3 separate regions of the Homo sapiens genome follow, and regions 2 and 3 are each linked to region 1. A link is a loop called in an ENCODE intact Hi-C map of the cell type or tissue named here. Cell type or tissue: endothelial cell of umbilical vein. All regions are shown on one strand. Region 1 overlaps SCN1A (sodium voltage-gated channel alpha subunit 1). Region 2 overlaps SCN7A (sodium voltage-gated channel alpha subunit 7). Region 3 overlaps SCN1A-AS1 (SCN1A and SCN9A antisense RNA 1).

The links. Hi-C counts contacts between places; a loop is a spot of excess contacts. Peaks named below come from ENCODE experiments on the same cell type or tissue, not always from the same donor. Only the 100,000 strongest peaks of a DNase experiment are listed, where the experiment ranks them.
Region 2: a loop joins it to region 1, with 7 times the contacts of the local background. A loop is called at or near these places in 13 of 110 quality-filtered maps.
Region 3: it touches region 1 in a loop (6-fold over the local background); 24 of 110 quality-filtered maps call a loop at or near these places.

The regions. Positions count from the first base shown.
Region 1 is chr2:166,056,105-166,058,604 of GRCh38, forward strand. SCN1A (sodium voltage-gated channel alpha subunit 1) reads right to left here. Exons shown (of 29, transcript NM_001165963.4): 5 at 2,466-2,500; 6 at 307-396. Among named protein-coding and RNA genes, the nearest start is that of SCN1A-AS1, 24 kb to the right of the region's middle. In endothelial cell of umbilical vein, a CTCF peak has its summit at 1,484 (motif pointing right); a DNase peak (open chromatin) is centred at 1,887; H3K27ac peaks cover 669 bases.
Region 2 is chr2:166,418,420-166,420,919 of GRCh38, forward strand. The region is part of intron 20 of SCN7A (sodium voltage-gated channel alpha subunit 7); the gene reads right to left. Among named protein-coding and RNA genes, the nearest start is that of SCN9A, 44 kb to the left of the region's middle. In endothelial cell of umbilical vein, a CTCF peak has its summit at 1,352 (motif pointing left); a DNase peak (open chromatin) is centred at 1,342.
Region 3 is chr2:166,180,346-166,182,845 of GRCh38, forward strand. The region is part of intron 3 of SCN1A-AS1 (SCN1A and SCN9A antisense RNA 1); the gene reads left to right. It also overlaps the pseudogene RN7SKP152. Among named protein-coding and RNA genes, the nearest start is that of SCN1A, 54 kb to the left of the region's middle. In endothelial cell of umbilical vein, a CTCF peak has its summit at 1,409 (motif pointing left); a DNase peak (open chromatin) is centred at 1,426.

The DNA.
Region 1 (2,500 bases):
CATATTGGCTCTTTTCTGCAATTGCTTTGACCACATTTGGTTTGGCTACTGTAGATTTTAAAGAAAAAGGGGTAAATGTCCAAGAGTGGTGGTCTTCAGGTGAACACCAGGTACAGGCAAAAGAGAGTGATAATCAGTATAACGCCAGCAGGCCTGAGGGCCAATGAGCATTGTCCTCTTGCTGCGTAATTTTGTCTAGGAATGACTTTAATAAAATGCTCTTCAGTTTTATTTTAAGACTACATTAAGACACAGTTTCAAAATCCCAAATGTATATATGTTATTAAAAATATAAGTTGAACTTACTCTACATTCTTTGTCCAATCAGGAGGGTTACTCATTGTCATAAACACACAGTTTGTCAAAATAGTGCACATAATTAGCATGCTGAATAATGTAGGTTATTGTTAAGGAACACACAAAAGAAAATCAAAATCCAAGTGTTATATTACAAAAAGCTAACATTGAAAAGCCCAAACTGCAGCTTAGCCAAAATTCAGGGATAAATGCATTGTGGGCAAGTCTTCTAATCTCCTTACATTTCAATTTCTTCATGTGTAAAATGTGGGTAATAATATCACCTTCACTGAGTATTTGTATAGATTAAATGAGGTAATGTATATGAAAGCATTATATCAGTATAAGGTGTTGTTTTTACAACTATTATTAAATCAATATATTCACCTCCCAGAGAACTTCAGTGGGAAGACTATTTTTGTGCTACCTGGAGTTGCACAGTTTTTCAGCAGAAAGTATTGACTTGAGCTCATTCAGGTGAATAAACTAGTAAATTGTTGAGGAAGGCCACTTATCTGCAATATTGTAATTTCTTAAACACATCTTATCCAACACAGTTCAACGCATGAAAACAATTTGTAGTCAAAGTACAGCACGATGCTAATTGTTGGGTTGCTCTATTTTGACTGAGTTTATACAAGTGCAGCAGGATTCGATAACATTAAAAGTGAATATTCTTGAAGGTTGACACTTAACATGATGGGAATGTAATTAAAATTCAACATAGCAAAGTGATGTTGGCCAAGAGACTCAACCTCTCTGTGCCATTGCCTTGTATCTCTTCCTACTTCTCTACAATGGAGCTAATAATGTACTCATTTTGTAATGTAACCATTTCTACATGCAGATTAAATGAGTTAATGTATTGGAAATGCTTGGAACAGTCACGGTACGTAAGTAAATATACTCTAAGTGGTAGCTAAAACAAATGAACAGACATAACAGAATTATAAAACTGAAAGGGACCCTAAAAATTAGTTTATCACTATATTTTAAAAATCAGGGAAATAAGGCCTTACTAAGCTCTAGAGGAATCAGATAAAGGGTCCAGGACTAGAATATAAGTTTCCTACATTAAGATCCAATATTCTTTCCACTATAGTTTACTGCCAAAACAAAAATTTTCCATAATTGAAAAAGAAAGTTTTCATCAAATGACCACATGATGGCGCTAGGAATACAAACTGGGACAAGGAAACTTCCCTAAGTATAAAAACCCTATCATATGATTTTTATGTTTCAAATCTTTTAATTTTAGTAATAGCATATTTATACCACTAAAGAAATTTCTTGCTGTCATATTAAAATTAGAATGGCCGTTCAAATTTTAGAATCCTTTAAAAAAAAGTATGAGCTTATGATAATTATAATGGTATTTTAATATCTATTATTGTCAAAGCTATCAAACAAGATACAATCAGAAGTGAATTGTTTTCCTAAATTGATTAACAAATGAATTTAGTCGTGGAGTCCTTTTTAACACCAATGGGAATCATGAAACCAAATCCCTTAAGACCATTTGGAAATATATGCCAACTTCTCTCATTAACTTCCGGAGTCTTTACTAAGCAAACAGTTTTGCATGGCAGCATCATAACTCATGACTTGAATTTGAAATTCAGCCAATATTCCAGTACTTCCTTCACAAAAATCATCAGGAAATTTCAAGAATTAACTAAGTACTGGCCAAAGACTCCTGACATTCTCTGACAGAAAATATACTTAAAGGTTTATTCTAAGATACACTGAAGTGTTTTATATCATAACTATGGATAAACTTGAGTCTGGAAGTAGATTTTTCTGTTATCATATCATTGCTCACTGAAAATTCTACACCATCACAAACTTTGTATAAAGATGGTAGAGGTAAACATGGTTATCTTACTTTAGATTTGTAGGATTCAATACATATAAGTGTTTTTAGAAAGATAACAAAAGTACATAAATACATGTTTATATATAATATATAAAATGTTAAAGAGTACATGTTTCAGTAATGTCTATGTGATTAATGAACTTTAAGAATGAGGCTAATATGACAAAGATGCAAAATGAGAGTGATGAAAACTATATAATATGGACATTTCCCAACTTAATTTGATATTTAGCTATAAAGTGCTTACAGATCATGTACAAATAGTTAATATTAATCACTTGAAAAAGGATATGAATGTACCAAAATCTTAATAGCTATTTTCCTAAG
Region 2 (2,500 bases), 360 kb after region 1:
CTGTGCCTGGCCTCTCTTAATTTTATACTTTTGATTTCCCTCTCCTGACCTTCTTTCACTTTCTTCCTGAGGCACCACTGATTCTGTTTTCTACCATTCTAACCTTCCCTTCCTTCAGCCATTACTAGATACTAATCCTTTTGCCTGCATACTCTTCCTTATGTTCCATAGTTGCCTGTCTTTGAATTAATATTTAGGCTTTTAACTATGATTTCAGTAACACTTTTATTTCTAAAACTAGATCACAGATCTTTTGTTAATACTTTTAAATATTTTGAAAGGTCCATTAATTGTTCTGCTGAAGAAAAATGCCATGTCTTTTAGAAAATCTACATATAAAGAATAAAAAGAGTGGATATAGTTGACACATATATTTGAAAAGTAGACAGCACCTAAGACCTTAAACTTATTAAATACATAAATCATTAATTTTGTAAGCATGTAACTTCCTAATATACTCAATGATATATCTTCAGAGATAATTTACAGAACTTCCAGAGGTGGAGATGAGGCTTCAGGTCTGAACCTGACTTTGACCTAAGCATGGCTACTATTTTCCTGACCTTGAATTGTCCACAGCCATTGTTTCATTGCCATTCTAATGAATGTACAGCATTAAATGGTACAGGGCCTAATTTCTGACAGAGTCAGTTTCCCTGGCAAATCTCTTCCTCCTTTTCTCTAAATTGGGGCAGACAACTTGCTGATTTTGTTACTTTTTTTTCCTCCCTATATGTCTAAACTTATTAGGAAAAAGAACTGGTATTATCCCGTTTTTTGAAAATAAAAAAGAGTTTATTTTAGTTACATATTTACTTAGGGGGGTGTGTGTGTGTGTGCATGTGTATTTTGAGTAAATAGGCCCTCTGTAGTTTACATGTCAGAATATTCTATAATGTTTTCCTATCACTAAACTGTATTTATACTGGAAATGTGGCTGTCTTTTTTTTTTTTTTTTGAGACAGTCTCACTCTGTCACCCAGTCTGGAGTGCAGTGGAGCAATCTCGGCTCACTGCAGCCTCGACCTCCCAGCCTTAGGTGATCCTCTCACCTCATCTCACCTCAGCATCTCAAGTAGCTGGGACTACACTTGCACACACCACACCTGGCTAATTTTTGTATTTTTTGTAGAGACAGGGTCTTACTGTGTTACCCGGGCTCGTCTCAAACTCCTGAGCTCAAGCAATCTGCTGGCCTCGGTCTCCCAAATTGCTAGGATTAGAGGTGTAAGCCACCGTGCCTAGGCTGTTTTGTCATTTTAACTTCAATCTTATCAAACCATTCAACCACCTTATTTTCAGCTTATTTGCCACCTTATTTTGGTTTAAAAGCACTGGGCAATATCACCACCTTGTGGATCTTCATGATATGGTTAAATGAAGTCTGTTTCTTATTATATGTTACAATTACTATTTTAGATTTTTTGTTTTTGAGGTGTATAATTGGAATTTTGCCACATTTGGAATTTTATGTATTTACTACATAATCAAAATATTAATTTCCCAACACAAATAAATCAAATGTATTTAAGAAACAGATAGATCAGGCCTAAGTACTATTATAATGAGTCAACGATACATTTGTATGAATTACAAGAATATTATAATGAATCACGGGCTAAGTATACATATACAAATATAACTAATGTACTTAAGTACTTTACACAATCATAAAAGTGAAATTATTAAAATTTCTGAAATTATTTTTTTAAATAAAATACATATTTAAAATCATTTATATTTCTGTTTGTATTTATAGAGAAAAATAAACATCCACATTTCACCAAGTGGAAGGAGTTTAAGTGTTATGGTTTCTTAATTAATAACAGTTTAAATGTAACACATAATACAATAAACTATAGGGATAAAGGTTAAACGTTAATAATTTTCTCACTGGATTCTACCATAGCAATGAATATGTGATATTACGTAGTAATTAAAGTGGCAGACTGATATGAAAAAAATCTATGTAAATAAAAATGCAAAAACACATAAATGTATTATAAAATAAAAGGTACATTTGAACGTATTCTCCCATTTCTGTATACAATGGGTCACTGTATAGCTACATACTTATACTACTTGTGGTGGTCACAGACTCCATTTTTTTCTATTAGGTCGAGCATTATGGGATTTCCATTTCAGGTACAAAAGATTGAACACCGGCCTTTTATAATATTCAATCTATTTTCTTTACATTTTTCAGACATTGGCCATTTTATAATATTCAATCTATTAATTTTCTTTACATTGTTCAGAAGAGGTTTTAACATGTGAGTGATGAAGACAGGAGAGGTAAGAAATCATCACTTGTGATTGTGACATTAAAAAAGTAAATTTATCTTAAAATTCAAACTTTTCTTTCATTCAGTGAGTAACCACTTAGGGTATACAATGTTTGTATAATTTTAAAGTTTGTTAACTGATCCAAGTTTCATTTTCTGACAACCGTATTTTTAAAATGGAGACAATTTTGGTAATATGCATATGTATATGGGGT
Region 3 (2,500 bases), 120 kb after region 1:
AGAGGGGAGAAGATGGCCAACTAGATTGAGCCGGGAAGCTACGCTCCCAGCAAGAGAAATCAAAATATGAAATAAGCCATCGCACTTTGAACAGATCTTTTGAGAGAAAACACTGAAAGTAAATAGAGAGGCGATGCAGACAACGAGGTGGAAGAGGGAGGAAGCTGGGACCCTGCACGGAGTTGCCAAATGTCAGAACCGGCTCCCAGCCCTTAACTGGTCCTAATGAAGTGAAAGGACCAGGTCCTAAGGAAGTGAAAGAACACTTCCAGGTCCTAAGTGTTCTAGGCTTCCAGGTCCTAAGGAAGTGAAAGAACACTCCCGCCACTGACCTCTGAAATCCTAGCTACAAGAGATCCCACGACCCCTACAGGCATTGGAAAGCTTGTTTGGAGGTCCTAGCAGGGGAGCGCAGCTACTTGTATATCCTTGACCGAAGACTGGTTCTCCTCTATCCTTCTGTTGGAGATGGTCATCCTCTTCGGCAGAGCGGGCAGCTTTGGGAGGTTCGCACCTGGGGCGGTGAAGGAGGAAGGGGACACCTGCCTAGCCAGCGAGATCAGCCAAATCAACCCTGGCGATCAATGGGCCTGGTCCCAATACCCAAACATTTGAGCACACAGCTAAGGAATATGGAGCTGAAATCTGTCGCTGAAGCTCAAGCGGAGGAGGAGCCCCCACTCTCAGAGCACTGAGAGAGGCATATATGCTCAAGGGCCGGCGCCGGAGCTGGGTGTGCCTCCCTCCACAAGACCAGCCCGGGAAGGGTGTAGCCTGCTTGCGAGCTCTGCCTGAGGGAGCCCCACAGATGGGAACAATTAACCCAGTGATCCGGGTGCAGAATGCTTGGGACAAAACTAGCTGGTTTGGTCCAGCTACTGGGGCAGACCCCGGAAAGAGACCTGGTTGGGGGAGCGTGAGCTGCGCAGACCCCACAACTGTCTGCTGGGCAAAGAACCCTGGGCCATGGGGGCCACACCGGTTGCACAACCATGGCAATCCTGCCCTACCCAGGGATCCTCCACCTTTGACCCACTGCATCAAAACATAAACCACAGATGTATCCTACAAACTGCCCTGACTCTGCAAAGTACAGGGGACCAGTGGGCACCTAAGGTTGTTAGGTTGCTATGAGATCCAGGGAGCTGGATCATAACAACCTAACAACCATGGGTTAGGGCCACCCCTAAGGAACGGAGAAGTGCAGGCAACCAGGGCCCCTCGGGCTAAGGAAAGGCTAGTGCCGCCCAATGATTGGAGGGGGTCCCCGCAAGGCCCATGGACTTGGTGACAGGGTCATCTCGTGCCTCCCCCATCTCCCACACCCGAGAGTACCGCTGCAAATGCACTGAAATACAAAACAGGTGAGCGCCTAAGAGCCTATCTGCCAGCCCTTACTATTAATATTACGCGCCGTCGCCATCTACTGGATCAAGCCTGGATTACACCACCAAATAAAAATTCTCCCAGTGCACATTGCTGGTGAAATCCAATGCAGGAATCTAGCCACAAAAAAAAAGATCAGGCACAGAGCCTCGGCCTTTGAAAGTACAAAAAAAAAAAAAAAAAAAATGAAGACAGTAGATCATACTCAACATAAACCAAAGTCAAACCCTCTAGGGATATAATATAAAAACAAAAGCTTTGTCTAAGTGACAGCAACTTCCAAAAGCTATAGGAACACCAGCCCTGACAGATACAGAATTCAGAATCTGGATGGCAAAGAAGGTCAACGAGATTCTGGAGACGCTGAAACACAATCCAAGGAAGCAAGTAAAACATTCCAAGAGTGGAAAGATGATATAACCATTTTAAGAAAGAACCAAACGGAATTTCTGGAATTGAAAAACTTACTACAGGAATTTTATAATATACTTGGAACTATTAACAACCTAATAGACCAACATGAGGAAAGAATGTCAGATCCTGAAGACTTGTCCTTCAAATAAACCCAGTCAGACAAAAACAAAGAAAAAAAAAAAGAATTTCAAAAGTTAACAAAACCTCTGAGAAATATGGGATTTTGTAAAGAGACCAAACCTGTGACTCATTGGCATTTCTGAAAGAAAAGGAGAGTGTAAGCAACTTGGAAAACACATTTGAGGATGTAGTTCACAAAATTTTCCGCAATCACTACAGGCTGATATGCAAATTCAAGACATCCAGAGAACGCCTGTGAGATACTATACAACAGTGGCCCCCAACCTCTTTGGCTCCAGGAACCGGTTTAGTGGAAGGTAATCTTTCCATGGACTGGGGAGGTGGGTATGGTTTTGGGATGATGGGAAACACATTATATTTATTGTGCACCTTATTTCTATTATTATTACATTCTAATACATAGTGAAATAATTATATAACTCACCATAATGTAGATTCAGTGAGAGCCCTCAGCTTGTTTGCCTGCAACCAGAGGTCCTATCTGGGGATGATGGGAGACAGTAACAGATCATCAGGCATTAGAGTCTTATATGGACCATGCAATCTAGATCCCTAGCAA